Linked DNA regions of Homo sapiens: region 1 is linked to region 2. A link is a loop called in an ENCODE intact Hi-C map of the cell type or tissue named here. Cell type or tissue: dorsolateral prefrontal cortex. All regions are shown on one strand.

Region 1 (8,000 bases), 140 kb after region 2:
GTCTTTTTACTTTCAGCCCTACCGATCGGTGTATGGTGGTATCTCATTTAAAATTGCATTTCTGATCCAGTGCAGTGGCTCACGCCTCTAATCCCAATACTTTAGGAGGCTAAGGCAGGAGGATCTCTTGGACCCAGGAGTTCTAGACCAGCCTGAGCAACAAAGCAAGACCCTGTATATACCAAGGAAAATAGCCAGGAATGGTGGCACATGTCTGTGGTCCCAGTTACTCAGGTGGGAGGATCACTTGAGCCCAGGAGTTCAAGGCTGTAGTGAGCTACAATCACACCACTGCACTCTAGTCTGGGTGACAAAGTGAGACACCTCCATCTCAAAAATAAATAAAACTGCATTTCTGAACAATACACGTTTGTTTGGCCGGCTCCACCAATCTCAGCTGGGCTCCCCTACATCTGCAAGTTGGCTTGGGTGGCCTTCTCTAGCCCGGCCTTGGCTGGAGCAGCCCTGTTCCGTGTGTCCTTCATTGTCCTCCAGCTACTGGGATAGGCAGACATAGTCTTATGACAATGGCAAGAGAGCCAAAAGAAACACGCAGGCCTTTTGAGGCCTAGGTCAGAACTGACACACCATTCTTTCCCCAACAGGCCACTAGCTGGAGCCACAGAAACAGCCAAACTCAGTGGGCAGGGGTGGGGGAGTCCAGCCAGTCCTGAAGTAGATGAAGCTGCAGGCTCAGGTGGCAAAGGGCATGGATGCAGGGAGAGGCAAAGAACTGGACCAGAGATGATCTCAAACACACAATCCCTCCTGTGAATGTTTCACAATTTATGCCTAATAACTCGTAGAAAAATGACTAATGATGGCCGGGTGCGGTGGCTCACGCCTGTAATCCCAGCACTTTGGGAGGCTGAGGCAGGTGGATCACCTGAGGTCAGGAGTTGGAGACCAGCATGGCCAATGTGGCAAAACCCCATCTGTACTGAAAATACAAAAAATTAGCCATGTGTGGTGGTACATGCCTGTAATTCCAGCTACTCAGGAAGCTGAGGCATGAGAATTGCTTGAACCTGGGAGACAGTGGTTGTAGTAAGCTGAGATCATGCCACTGCATTCCAGCCTGGGCAACAGAGCGAGACTCTGTCTCAAACAAACAAACTAATGATGAATTTTTTTTTTTTTTTTTTTTTTTTTTTGGAGATGGAGTCTCCCTCAGCTGCCCGGGCTGGAGTGCAGTAGTGTAATCTTGGCTTACTGCAACCACCGTCTCCTGGGTTCAAGCGATTCTCCCATCTCAGCCTCCCGAGTAGCTGGGACTACAGGCACCCGCCATCATGCCTGGCTAATTTTTGTATTTTAGTAAAGATGGGTTTCGCCATGTTGGCCAGGCTGGTCTTGAACTCCTGACCTCAGCTGATCCACCTGCCTCGGCCTCCCAAAGGGCTAGGATTACAGGCATGAGCCACTGCGCCTGGCCAAATCATTCATTTCTTGAATATCTGTAGGAAGAGTCTAGAGGCTGGGTCTGTCAGTTCTGCACAGTGGCGTCTTTCTCACAGATGGCATTTCCCACTTCACAGGGTGTTAAGTTGTTCTTCGTCCCCTGTCAAGCTCCGGCCTCACCTCAAACCCGTAAGGTCCTTGCACACACAGTCCGGGTGAGGCTGTGAGGATCCAAGGACACCGAGTGAAGTGAGGGCAGCAGGACCCAGTGCCTGGCCATTCTAGCTGGGACTGGCCACCTGGCAGTGTCGTAGCCAACATCTGTGGTGACTCTGCCATGCCCCAGGTAGTGTGTGTGAACAGTTTACATATAGAGCGCATGGAATTTCCACAATGACCCAGTACATTAGTGGGTTAGTTTGGCTTTTAGTAACAAAAACCCAATTCCAAGCTGCCTACGCAAGAAAGAGAAATGATTAGAAGACTCAGGAGGGCCTTAGAGAGGCCAAGAGTAGGGATACAACTGGGCTTGGGACTGGCTGGAGCCGGGCTCCTCATGTCCTGCCTCGACCCCTCTTCCTGTGCCTGGGTCACTTGCTTCTGCGGTGGCCAGCTTTATCATGGCGGCACATGGCCACTAACAGCTGTCAACTTCCGTGACATCCTCAGTTCAAGAGAACAGCCAGTCCAAGCTAGAAACTAGTCCCAAGGAAGGACTGGGATTGTTTTAAACAGGCTCAGGCACCCGCCTCTGGACCACTAAGCTGTCACTGTTACCAGTGTGGAAACGTCCACATTGACTAAAACATTCGTGTGACTGCAGAGGTGTGAAGGGGGGGGTTCCCTAGACAGTGGGGGAAGGGCAGACGGAACAGCAGCAGTCTTCTTCCATGCTTGCGTTTTTATTTCCATTTAATAGATGAGACTCGAGGAAAAAAATGCGCAGGTAGAGTGTGCGGGTTAAGAGTACAGACCCGGCCAGGCACAATGGCTCATGCTTGTAATCCCACCACTTTGGGAGCCTGAGGTGGGCAGATCACTCGAGGTCAGGAGTTCGAGACCAGCCTGGCCAACATGGTGAAACCCTGTCTCTACTAAAAAATACACAAATTAGCCGGGTATGGTGGTGCATACCTGTAATCCCAGCTACTTGGGAGGCTGAGACAGGAGAATCACTTGAACATGGGAGGTGGAGGTTGCAATGAGCCAAGATTGTGCCATTGCACTCCAGCCTGGGTGACAGAGCAAGACCCTATCTCAAAAAAAAAAAAAATTACAGGCCCTATATAAGATCTGAATAGACACTTCACCAAAAAGATACACAAAAAGCAAATAAACACATGACTTTAAGTGGGTAAGCGGCGGGGCACCCTTACAATGGATTCTACTCAATGTGAAAAGGTGGGATGTGCTGATGCACACAGCACGGGTGAGTCTCAGCAGCATCGTGTTAAGGGAAGGAAGTCGGCATGAAAGTCTGTATGCCAATAACTCCATTTATATAAAGTTCTAGAGAAGATAAAGCTCATGCTAGAGAGATCAGTGGTTGCCGGGGCCAGAGGTTTGAGGAGAGGATTGGGAGAGGCCAGGAGAGAATTTGTGGGGAGATGGAACTATTCTATATCATGATTGCAGTGGTGGGATACATTTGTCAACTTACTGTATGCTTAAAATTGGTGATTTTTTTTTGAGACGGAGTCTCGCTCTGTCACCCAGGCTGGAGTGCAGTGGCACAATCTTGGCTCACTGCAACCTCTACCTTCAGGGTTCAAGCGATTCTCCTGCCTCACCCTCCCGAATAGCTGGGATTACAGGTGCCTGCCACCATGCCGGCTAATTTTTTGTGTTTTTGGTAGAGATGGGGCTTCACCATGTTGGCCAGGCTGGTCTCGAACTCCTGACCTCAAGTGATCCACTCCCCTCGGCCTCCCAAAGTGCTGGGATTACAGGCGTGAGCCACTGCGCCCAGCCGAAATTGGTGAATTTTATTGTGGGAAAATTAAATCTCAATAAAGTTTTTTTAAGAAAGGTAGCCATTATCATTTTTAGGCATCTCTTACAGGTTTTGCCTTTGAATAAACGCAATAAAAATAAAGTAGTAGGTCCTGGGGTTAATCTAAACTACATTCAACTCCCCCAGGCCCTATCATGATACCTTGAGTACCTTTTTGACTTTTTTAAGCCTCAGCAATCTCATCTGTAAGTCTGGAGATGGTAACTTCTAGCTTATAGATTTATTGTTGTGAAGGACGAAGAGATGATGTGGATAACTCCTCAGTGCTGGGGTTATCTAGTCTGACTTTGGTAAATGTATTATTATCGCTTCCCAAGGGCACACAGCTTCTAAGTGGCAGATTCAGGGCTCAAACCGAAGTCTGTTTTCAAACCCTAGCTCCTGGCCGCCCGCGCCGCACCGCCTCACTAGCGCCCTCTTGCGCTAGTTCTATGCTCCAAGCACACTTCGGATTCTTTGACTTCCCCTGTAAGAACACAGCGTGCTGATCAACAAACCAGAGCATCTGCTTCTATTTATAACTCTAAGTAGAAAATTGACATTCAGCTTTTATAAATACTTTTAAAAAACAGGAACAGGCTGCAAGTCTTTTGATTTGGAAACTCTTGAGTAGCAAGGAGAAGGCTCAGAAGGCCACAAGGAATCCATACTGCTTACAGAGGGAGGGAGGGCAGGCTTTGGCCCCAGCAACTCATCAAGATGACTGCCGTGTAAAGGGGCTTGGCTGTTGATGCTCCCAGCCAAGGAAGGAAGGTAGGTGGCCAGTGCCTCCAGCTGTAAGCAGAAGCCCGGGTGTCACTGGTTGGGAGTAAGAGAAGGAGAATGAGAACAAACCATGGTGATAAGTTGGTTCTGAATTATGACCAGGCAAAGGGTGGGAGAACTGTGGCCACATTTGAGCTCTGATAAGAGCAAAGCTGGAATCTTAAATATTTAGACGCGGAGCCCTAAAGGATGTACTTGACAAGCAATAAAAATCTTAGAAACACTTTAGTGATTCTCACGGCTTGCTTCTTATTCCAACTGCAAATTAACCTGGCAGTCTGAGAACATACTCTATTTTAACTTCCAAGCTCCTCACAGCAAACATCCTGTGTCTGGGACATCAGGAGCCTTTCAGCTCCTCCCAGCCTCAGGGCCAAGTACCACAGGCTCAGGGCTCCCCAGGGACAGGTGCTGGCTGGAATCGCCTGTGAGGTTAAAAAACGCACGTGATGCTGGGCGTGATGCTGGGCGCGGTGGCTCACACTGAAGTGCTCCCAGCACTTTGGGAGGCCGAGGCGGGGGATCACTTGAGGTCAGGAGTTCGAGACCAGCCTGGCCAACATGGTTGAAACCCTGTCTCTACTAAAAATACAAAAATTAGCCTGGTGTAGTTGCAGGCACCTGTAATCCCGGCTATTCAGGAGGCTGAGGCAGAAGAATAACTTGAACCCCGGAGGTGGAGGTTGCATTCTCGGCAGTGAGGCGAGAATGTGCCACTGCACTCCAGCCTGGGTGACAGAGCAAGACTCCATCTCAAAAAAAAAAAAAAAAAAAGGCCGGGCGCAGTGGTTCACGCCTGTAATCCCAGCACTTTGGGAGGCCAAGGCAGGCTGATCACCTGAGGTTGGGAGTTCGAGACCAGCCTGACCAACATGGAGAAACCCCGTCTCTACTAAAAAATACAAAATTAGCCGGGTGTGGTGGCACATGCCTGTAATGCCAGCTACTCGGGAGACTGAGGCAGGAGAATCGCTTGAACTCGGGAAGTGGAGGTTGTGGTGAGCCAAGATTGTGCCATTGTACTCCAGCCTGTGCAACAAGAAATTACATCTCCAAAAAAACAAACAAACAAACAAACAAAAAAAAAACCACACACCACAGGTACTCAGACTCCTCCCAGGTGCAGGATTCAATCTGAGTAAGCCAAGGTAGTGGTAGGAGTGATCCCGGGGCCTGGAAATCTGGAACATTTTTGTTTTACTTGGTGAGGATGGAGACTGAGTGAAAGTCTGGTCTGCTATTCGAGAAAGCTACCATTGTCCCAAGTTGGCAAGCCAAGAAACAGCAGTATAAACATTATTTAGAACTATGAAAACAAATACAAGGAGGAACCACAGAAAGCACCTAAAGTGGTTCTAACCAGTGGTGTCCGAAGTCAGAATAGTGATTATCTTGAGAAGCGGGGACTATTAGCTTGGAAGGACCATCAGGGAACTTTCTAGGGTGCTGGAAATGGTCCGTATCTTGATCTGGGTGGGAGTTGGGTGTTGGCCCTCCCTATCCATGGATTCTGCGTCGGTGAATTCAACCAACCTTGGGTTTAAAATATTTGGGAGAAAATCATTTAAAAAAATACAAATGATATACAAACAATGTAACAACTGTTTACGTAGCATTTACATTGTATCAGGTGTTATAAGCAATGTAGAGGTGACTTAAAGTATACAGAGATGATATGCATAGGTTATGTGCAAATGCCACACCATTTTGTATGAGAGACTTGTGCACCCTCAGATGTGGCGCTTGAACCCAGGAAGCAGAGGCGGAGGCTGCACTGAACCGAGATCACACCACTGCACTCAGACCTGAGGAACAGTTAGATTCCGTCTCAAAAAAAAATATTGGGGGGGGGGGGTCCTGCAATCAATCCCCCATAGATACCGAGGAATGACCATACATATATAAAAACCCATCAAGCTGTACTCTCAAGATTGTGTATTTCGCCTGCATATAATTTAAACTCTGTAAATGTCTCCCTCCAAAGAGGAATCAGTTTACAGCGAGACTAGGCTGTAGGCAGACTTTTTTTTTTCTTTTTCTTTTTTCAAAGACAGAGTCCCTCTCTGTTGACTGGGCTGGAGTGCAGTGGTGTGATCACAGCTCACTGCAGTCTCATCCTGGGCGCCAGTGATCCTCCCGCCTCAGCCTCCCAAGCAGCTGGGAGTACGGGCACAGGCCACTGTGCCTGGCTAGATTTTAAATATTTTGTAGAGACAGGATCTCCCTTTGTTGCCTGTGTTGGGCTTGAACTCCTGGGCTCAAGCAATCCTCCTGCCTTAGCCTCTCAAAGTGCTGGAATTACAAGCGTGAGGCACCGTGCCTGGTCAGGACTGACTTTTTTTTTTTTAAAACATACATTTACAAACTTAAAACCATCTCCACCTTTTTAAAAAACACCATATTCATGTCTCCTTTGATAAAAATAGAAATTAGATGTTTTAAAAGGTCCACAAGAGTCTGGTGTACAGCCTGGGTTGAGAAGTTCTGACTTCAGAAATGCTTCCTGCAACTGCTTTTTAAAAATAGCTTCTAACCCTTTCTTTCACCAAGGTAAATTCTCATGAGTTTCAACCTCTACTTTAGAGCATACCTTTGCTTTCTACAAGCAGAAGTTTGAAGAGAAGAGCTACACAGTAGGTTGGTCTGCATGGAATTCCTCTACTTCTTCTAGTCTCTTCCCACCAGGCACTGCCAGCTGCTATTGTTTGAAACTGACACTCAACATTACCACCAGCCCCAGCTTATGTAGTGGAGCTTTTGAGGCCGGGCTCTGACTCAGGCTGGCCTAGCGGATCGCAGGCCACAGAAGAGCAGCTCTGGATATTTGGTTTTTCAGTAGGTCAGGCATGGGATGGGGGTCCCCAAACAAGGTCTTTCCCAATTTTCCTGGTAATTCTGATGCTGGTTGGTGGTCCAGAAGCCACATTTTGAGCTACCCTGCCTAAAAGAGTCCATACTGCCAACAGGAAAAAAAAAAAAGTGTATATATTTTCAATCAGATTTACTGAGGCATAATGAAGAAAGTGTATCTATTTTAAGACTGCCTTTTGACAAATGTAGGCACCCATGTAACTACTGCCAATCAAAATATGGAAGATTTCCAACACGCTAGAAAGTTCCCTCTCTGCCATTAATCCTTGGTCCTCCCTGAGGTCCGGCCCCAGGCAAACCTGCTTTCTGTCCCTAGAAACCAGTTTTGCCTGTTCTAGGATTTCACATAGAGAATTGATTGTACAGTATGTGTACTCTTTTGTGTCTCATTCCTTTAGCTCAGCTTTTGATTTATTAGCTCAGCATGTTTTAAAGGTATTCATGTTGCTGCTTGTGTCAGTAATCCCTTCCTTTATAGAGATGTATCACAATTTAACCTTTTTTTTTTTTTTTTTCTGAGACAGGGTCTCACTCTGTCACCCAGGCTGGAGTGCAATGGTGCAATCTCGGCTCACTGCTGCAACCTCCCCCTCCCCGGTTCAAGTGATTCTTCTGCCTCAGCCTCCCAAGTAGCTGGGATTATAGGCACCTGCCACCATGCCTAGCTAATTTTTGTATTTTTAGTAGAGACAGGGTTTCACCATGTTGGCCAGGCTGGTTTCGAACTGCTGACCTCAAGTGATCTGCCTGCCTCGGCCTCCCAAAGTGCTGGGATTAGAGGGGTGAGCCACCACACCTGGCCTGTTTATCTGCTTTCTAATTGATGGATATTTCCGCTCTTATGAATACAGCTGCTATGAATGTTCAAATACAAGTGTTTGATTGGACATAAGTCTTCATTTCCCTTGGGTACGTAGGAGGATTGCTGGGTCATATGGTAAGGATATGC
Region 2 (8,000 bases):
GGGTGCAGGGCTGTCTGTGTCAAGGGCTCGGCATCAGGCCTGACTCACGTGGTGGACTCAGGGCCCTGTTTCTCTAGAAACAAAGTGAGATAAATGGGGTGTTTGTGTTCAGAGCCCCTCATCTGAAGTGCTGCCCCAGGTCATCAGTGGAGCCCGTGTCTCTGTCACGTGACTTAGGTTCACCAGGTAGAAGAGGGCTATTTTATTTGGACTGACAGAACTTCAAACAGCAACGCTTCTGAGAGCCAACTTTTTTTTTTTAAGACAGGGTCTTGTTCTGTCACCCAGGCTCAAGTGCAGTGGCACTGTCATGGCTCTCACTGCAGCCTCTGCCTCCTGGACTCAAGTAATCCTCCACCTTAGCCTCCCGAGTAGCTGAGACTACAGGCATGAGCCACCACACCCAGCTAATTTTCAAAATTTTTTGTAGAGATGTTGTGAGAGCCAATAATTTTGAGAACAAGATTTTACAGTGAGTAAGAAAGCAACTGCTGCTCAAAGAGAGTGTCCTGGCCGGGTGCGGTGGCTCACGCCTGTAGTCCCAGCTTCTCGGGAGCCCAAGGCGGGGGGATCATTCTAGGCCAGGAGTTCAAGGCTACAGTGAGCTAGGTTCATGCCACTGCACTCCAGCCTGGGGCATCCTGATACTTCACAGCTTCTGTACGTCCTTGGGAGAAATATGTTCTCCTATAACTTTGCAGCTGGCTTTATCCGTGTATCATCCCAGCCCAGTGAGTGGCAGGCCAAGTCGGGATTTTCTCAGTCCAAGTAAATTTTTTTTTTTTTTTTGAGACAGAGTTTCACTCTGTCACCCAGGCTGGAGTGCACTCGCGTGATCTCAGCTCACTGCAACCTCTACCTCCCAGGTTCAAGTGATTCTTGTGCCTCAGCCCACCGAATAGCTGGGACTACAGACAAGGCACGTGCCACCATGCCCGGCTAATTTTTTTGTATTTTAGTAGAGACGGGGTTTCACCATATTGGCCAGGCTGGTCTCGAACTCTAGACCTCAGGTGATCCGCCCACCTCTGCCTCCCAAAGTGCTGAGATTACAGGCGTGAGCCACTGCGCCAGGTCCCAAGTAAATTTTTACTTTCTCAACACACAGAGGGAAGCCCCTTCTATTACTTCTGGAGTCTTTCCCTTCTCTTCCTCCTCCCTGCCCTCCTGCCCCTCCTCCCATTCCTTCCTCCCCATGTGTCGGCCCCTGACGTCTCTCTTGGTGCCTCTCCTCCCCAGGCTCAGCAGCACATCACCACGGACCGCACTGGGAGCCACCGAAGGCAGCAGGCCTACATCACTCCCACCATGGCCCAGGCTCCGTACTCCTTCCCGCACAACAGCCCCAGCCACGGCACTGTGCACCCGCATCTGGCTGCAGCCGCTGCCGCTGCCCACCTCCCCACCCAGCCCCACCTCTACACCTACACTGCGCCGGCGGCCCTGGGCTCCACCGGCACCGTGGCCCACCTGGTGGCCTCGCAAGGCTCTGCGCGCCACACCGTGCAGCACACTGCCTACCCAGCCAGCATCGTCCACCAGGTCCCCGTGAGCATGGGCCCCCGGGTCCTGCCCTCGCCCACCATCCACCCGAGTCAGTATCCAGCCCAATTTGCCCACCAGACCTACATCAGCGCCTCGCCAGCCTCCACCGTCTACACTGGATACCCACTGAGCCCCGCCAAGGTCAACCAGTACCCTTACATATAAACACTGGAGGGGAGGGAGGGAGGGAGGGAGGGAGAGAATGGCCCGAGGGAGGAGGGAGAGAAGGAGGGAGGCGCTCCTGGGACCGTGGGCGCTGGCCTTTTATACTGAAGATGCCGCACACAAACAATGCAAACGGGGCAGGGGCGGGGGGGGGGGGGGGGGCAGAGGGCAGGGGGACGGGTCGGGACACCAGTGAAACTTGAACCGGGAAGTGGGAGGACGTAGAGCAGAGAAGAGAACATTTTTAAAAGGAAGGGATTAAAGAGGGTGGGAAATCTATGGTTTTTATTTTAAAAAAGAAAAAGGAAAAAAAAAAAGTCAATAACAAAAAACCCAGCTCAAGAACCCATTCTACGCCAAACTGGAAAGGAGAAGAGAGCAACAGGAAGATTCCAGAAACGGGGGGCCCCAGTTTTTGAAGAACTTTATGAACTTTTCAAAGATTATTTTCATATGGCAGCAAGTGATACGGAAGACTGCTGTCAGGGACACCTGATATGGAAATCAAATAGATTTTTAATTAATTGAACATAAGATTTAGGGATTTTTCCAGAACTCGAAAGGGTCAACAGCCCTCCAGAATGTCGGGCTGCAGCCTGAGGAGGCTGATGTTTGGAGCTGGTGTGGGATTGGCGAAGCCCAGTCCGGGCTCCCTAGTCAGGAAAGACGGGGGACGGCCAGGCTGCTGGAAGGCCCCCGGGGGCGCGGGGCGAGTTTTCTTTTTCTGAGCACTCTGGATAAATCCCTAAGCAACGTTGTTTCTCAAATGTCATTAATAATGTGTGTTGCAAACTTTAGGTTTTTTTCTTTTCTGAAAATGTATTTTCTCTTTGAATCCACCCCTAGTCGCGTAGCGTAGGGCTAGCGGTCGTCACAGACACCCTAGTAGAATGTAGCACTCAGCACCCTTGTCTCCTACCTTGTGTTCAACTCCAATGATACCAATAGAATATTCCTCAATGTAATTGCACAAAAAAAAGCGATATAACATAGGCATGTAACCAATGTGGCGGTGCAGGTGTGCGGGTGAGCGAGCACGTGTGGGTGTGCACGCGCCGCCCTCCCCGCGTGGCCCTCGGCGCCGCCACCCTAGCTGGCGCAGTCTTGACACTGCATCCTTCCCTCCTAGTGCCTTACCGAGCGACAGACGCGGCGTGAGGGTTTACTTCCACTGGTACTCCAAGAAACTGAGGCTAGTCAGACACAATCTCAGCTCTTCTGTTGTGCTGTTGTAACAGTTTACGCTGGCCTTTTTTTTTTCTTTTTCTTTTTCTTTTTAAAATGTTAATGCCCGTTGTCTTTCCTGGGCTGTTTGCTAGCGGAAGGATGCCAGGGAAGCCAGCAGGAGCTAGGAGAGAGTCCGTGGATCTCGAAAGAAATATGGGAGACAGATGCCCGGCGGGTGCGTCTGGAGATGGGGACGGCGGGAGTTGAGTTGTGGCAGTAGTTGAGTTGTAATTTGTGGGCGGAGGCCCAGAGAGACTCCCCACCCTTCACCCCTGCCCCACTCTGTCCCCAGTTCCGCCATTTGTGAGGCCAGAGGTTTCCGGACTGTTGGCCTCGCCAGGCAGCCGTCTCCCGCCCCAGGCGGCATCCCCCAGTCCCTCCCGCCTCCACGAGAGCCTGGAGCTCTCAGCCTCGCCCGGGGCTCCACTCTCTCCTCCGGCTCCCTGGGCTGTTTTGCTCTAACGATCTTGCCAGATCCCTCCCTCTGTAGACAACCACCAACCTCTGTTTGCTGTTGAATTCTCTCCTCACATTACCCAGGTCTGCTCAAGACATGATTTTGGTTTTGGTTTCTGAGGGTTCTAGTGGGCAGAAGGTTGGAGGGACACTTATGAGGGTGGCCGGGGGTCTGACGCTGCACTTTGGAAAAACTCACACAGTTGAATTTCCAAAGAAATCTGCCCTTTGCCCTCTTTGCACCTTTGATACATTCTGGAAGTTTTCTCAGGCTTTGGACACTTCTGGGGATGGAGGTGTGGAGAAGTGGGGAGTTCCCTCTCTTCATAGTAAATAACTCTGAAATATGTGAATGTGAATGGCAGGAGAATCTGGCCAAGGATGGGGCCGAAAAGGGTGGTTCTAATTGTTTGCTTCTGATGTTGAGTCTTTAGCTGACCCCACAGGCAGGTTTCCAAGGTGCAAAGAGATCTTTCCCGAGTCAGCGGCCCCATCCTCATCCTCCCTCCCTTTACTTCCTCACTGTGCAGTCTCCCTCAAGGATCTACTGTGAAAGGTGTGTTTGTAGTGATATCCAACCTAACTCAGTAACGAAGTCGTTACTTAGCTCTTAGCTGTGAAATAACTCTGGAAACTTCCCCACCCCAACCATAAATTCTTACTTATAAAGAAACAGGTCCCCAAACTGGAAACAGCTTAGTCCAGGCCTCAGCGAGAAGGAAGGACACCATGACTGCTCCATGCTGGGCACAGCCGGGCAGTCTTGCCAAGTGCCTGCTGGAGGCTGTGCCGGCAAGAGGCCTGCAGCAAGGAGATTCCCTTCCCTCGGGCCATTATCAATACTGTCTTTATCTGGAGGTGGGGAAGCGCAGCCCTCTGAGACAGCAGGACAATGGTCAGTTCAGAGAGGGTGAGGGCAGCAAACGCTTCAGAGGACACAGAAGCCAGAGGACCCCCCCCCGCCCCACAGCTGGGTCAGCCTGGAAAATCCATCTATTAGGGACTTTTTGGCAGCCAGATGGCAGCAATAGCCCATTAGGTCTCATCCCGAGTTCCAAGTCTTGGCTGCAAATGAGCCTCAGTTCGCCTTACTGGAGAGCACCCCCAGATTCCTGGGCACAGTTCATTTCCAGCCCTTTCTAGATCTGATCTTTTAGGGGGAAAGACAGCTTAAAATGTTCTTTTCATTTTAAAGAAAATTATTCTGTCTGCTTAAGTTGGAGGCTACTTACTCTTTCACCTGACATTTTCTTTCCTTTTATTCTTCCAGATCAGGAATGAAATTTCCATGCTGCTCATAAAGATAATATTATTGTACTAATTATTTTTATTACCATTGTAATTATGATCATTATGTTGATATTTTAGTCAGGGTTTTAAATGCACATTTATTCCAAGTATCTTTGTGTTTTCTCTTTAATATTTAAACTTATTCTCTCTGTGAGTATATAAGTAGACTGGAGGGACATCCAGATGTCCAGTTTTGTCAGGCAAAAAAAAAAAGGAAAGACTTAGGAAGTAGGAAAATTGTTTCTGTCATCTCTATCCCAACAAGAGACGTCAAGAAAGATCCACCACAGAACAAAAGTTTAAAGAAGAATCAAAGCCTTGATTGGGCTTCTGACAACATGGTCACCATCAAGGTTGTCATTTTCTAGATCCCAGAGGCCTGGGATGCGACGTCAGGTGGCATCTCATGGGCTCGGGGAATGTCGAGTCACTGACTGTCCAGCCCTTAGCCAGCTTCTCTCCCACATCCTCAGAGCTCTCCTGTGCTTCTGAAATCTGTTAACTAAATCTTTGGCTTGCCTCTGGTATTTAAGCAAGAAAATTCCCTCCCAGAGGTGACCCCATCCGCTTCCCCACAATCCATCCTTTTGCCATCGGCGCACCTGGGGCGTGGCTTAGGTTCTTCAATGCAGGGACATTTGCCCCCTCCCAGAAGCTGCTGGGCACAGTGAGGTGGCGTAAGAGTGACTGGCAGGTGGTACCTTCCCCAGGAAATTTCACCACACCACCCAGTTCCTCAGCCTGCCCCCTCCCCCTGTGATGCATGCCCCCAGCACCCAATTCTAGCCAGCTGGAAGTGGGTGGAGGGACAGCAGGAGGCCAGAGAAACCCTGAACAAAGCTGGGCGGCTGCTCAGGCATCACAGGCTGCACCCCCTCTGAAAGCATCCCCACTGGGCTCCGGCCACATCTTCAGTGCACTGTGCTGTGTGCGCTGGGTGCTCACACGCTGTCCCCAGACCCACAAAGTGCTAGGCCCCAGTTGAAGAAAGGGGTGAAATAGCCAGCTTCACCGAAGGGAAGGGAAGGGAAGTATTGGGCGATGCCAGCCCCACAGACGCTCAGCAAACATTAGTGCACATTCTCCTAGTCCTCACCCAATGGCCTCCTCTACCCCCATGCATGGAGCTGCCACATCAGAAGCCCCAAGAGAAGCTCCCTGCAGGAGAGGCCAGCTCCCTGGATGCCCAATTGCATACCTGGCCGAATCTGCCATTGAGTCACCTTAGCAAATAGGCTGCTGTCACTAGGACCAAGCTCTCAAGCAGAGGGATGCCAACCTAGTCCTTACTTAGCCCACGAATCATCTAGAGCATCCTCTAGTCTTTTGTGGGCTCCCTCCTTCCCATTTGAAGAGACATTGTTCAGAGGAAGAGGGGAAGATTTGAAATGTCAGGTCACGGAGGAGTGTTTAACTGGAGCCTGGTGAACCGCAGGGCAATTTGCTTCTGCTCACTGGGTTCTGACTGGCCCGTCTGGACGTGGGCCCCCATGTCTCTGTGCTTAGGGCCTCTTCATGATGTTTTGGATGTTTCCAAGGGAAGTGGGTGAGCAGATCAAGGGGTGGGAGAGTCGAGGCTTGATGCCAGTTAATACTGTGAAGTGGAGCGTGCGGTCAGTGGAATTCAGAGGAAAAAGAAGGGTTGGAGCAAAGCGGCATTCATCTCCTGGACTGTTAGCCTTTCTAGTCTTCCTGGTGGCTGAGGTGTTCACGGGCTGGGGGAGCCAGCTGACCTTTGTCCTCTTCAACCTAGAAGACTCAGCCCGCCCAGACACCAACGTGTGAGACGGATGGACATCAGGAAGGGAAGGGGAGATTAGCCCAACTGCTGACAGAACGATTTCCCTTGGTTGGACCTTGGGAATGGCAAACACTCATATTGGAACAAGCTTGGGGTGGAAGATTTAGGCCGTGTGAGCATGTGTGAGTGAGTGGAACAAACTTTCTTGGAAACTGGAGGGAGGAGATGAGGAGGCTTCGGGAAGTATTACTGATGGCTCATGGTTGAGAGAGCGACGTGGGGACCCAGCTCGCCCCAGCTTTTGTCCCAGGTTCTCTTTGTCTGATGCTGAGGGCAGGGTGGGGTGTGGGACCACCACTCTTGTTGGCCTGTCAAGTAGACCCTAGGACAGAAAATGGAAAGAAGGAAATGGCTCGGTGCTCTCAACTAGCAGAGAGAATTGAGGAGAGGTAAGGGTTCCTTCTGCAGGCCAGCCTGGGACTCCACAGCGCCAGCAGGAGTGACTTGGCCACAAGACATTCCAGCCCCAGGGACTTTGCAGGCTTCATTCCCTGTCTGTGTCTTTTCCTTCTGGTGTGTTTTACAGACTTCTGATGGGGAAGCTTCAAACTTGAGCAGGCCAGAGATGTCCTTACCAAATTGGAAAGGAAGGTGAAACTGTTCCTTTCTTTAGCCAAAGAACCCTTCTCAAAGACGCCTCCAGAAATGGACAAAATGGCCTTCCCTTCGTTCCTTTCCAGGCAATAATGACATCATTAGTGATGCAATTCTATTTGTCTTTCTCTTTCCTCTCTGTCCTTTTTTTTAAAAAAAAAAAATGCATTTATTTCAAAACTGTGCTATTCTTTTAAGAGGAGTGGAGGTGACCCCTTCGATGCTGCTGCTATCGGGAGACAAGGTGCCATACCAATACGTGGGCTTGACTAATCCCAGGCCACCATGGGAGAGAGCAAAGCAGGGCTGCCAGGAGTTCAGTTGCATCAAGGGCGTAGAGCACGCGGGGGCTGGGCTCGGAATAGCAGTACTTTTCCACTTTGATGCCTTAGAACTCTCACTTCTCATCTCCACAGACCAGACTCAGTAAAATCTCAGGCCACTAGAGAATGGAAGGCGGTGAAACAGGATTTAAATGCAAAAAAAACCTATTGGAGGCTTTTGGCACCGTGGCTCACTAGAGGGACCCAGCATAGTAGAGGTTTCTCTTGTTGCAGCTTCTGAAAAGTTCAAAAAAGAACTCCAGGCCGTTCTTCCCTCAAACCCAGTGAGAGTTTGCAGAGAAGTGCCCCCTGCAGGGCTCCCGTCCCAGAACACCAGCACCAGAGAGGGTCTTCCCGATGCCCCCCGCTGGACTTGCCCAAGCCTCTGGGAGCCCCTCATCTCAGATCCCTGTGTTGAACATGACACTGACTGTCCCTTATTTGTTAAAATTTGCAATATCTCTCAAGTAAATAATAGCCAACATTTGTTGAATGCTTTCATGACTCCCGGGCTAAGGCCTTTATGAGCGTTGTCTCAAGGGGCCCCAACAGCCATCCCACAGGGAGGGGGATAACAGCCCCCATTTATAGATAAGGGA

Evidence for each region. Hi-C counts contacts between places; a loop is a spot of excess contacts. Peaks named below come from ENCODE experiments on the same cell type or tissue, not always from the same donor. Only the 100,000 strongest peaks of a DNase experiment are listed, where the experiment ranks them.
Region 1: it touches region 2 in a loop (2.6-fold over the local background); 5 of 110 quality-filtered maps call a loop at or near these places.

Annotation. Positions count from the first base shown.
Region 1 is chr7:139,430,580-139,438,579 of GRCh38, reverse strand. It overlaps a transcript of KLRG2 not described here. Among named protein-coding and RNA genes, the nearest start is that of KLRG2, 49 kb to the left of the region's middle. In dorsolateral prefrontal cortex, CTCF peaks have their summits at 403, 605, 3,631 and 3,830 (motif pointing left); DNase peaks (open chromatin) are centred at 3,829 and 6,919; H3K27ac peaks cover 4,931 bases.
Region 2 is chr7:139,566,637-139,574,636 of GRCh38, reverse strand. HIPK2 (homeodomain interacting protein kinase 2) reads left to right here. Exons shown (of 15, transcript NM_022740.5): 15 at 1,240-8,000. The coding sequence ends at 1,710. Among named protein-coding and RNA genes, the nearest start is that of CLEC2L, 47 kb to the right of the region's middle. RefSeq lists enhancers at 5,046-5,546, 5,547-6,047. In dorsolateral prefrontal cortex, CTCF peaks have their summits at 4,203 and 4,402; a DNase peak (open chromatin) is centred at 4,356; H3K27ac peaks cover 1,597 bases.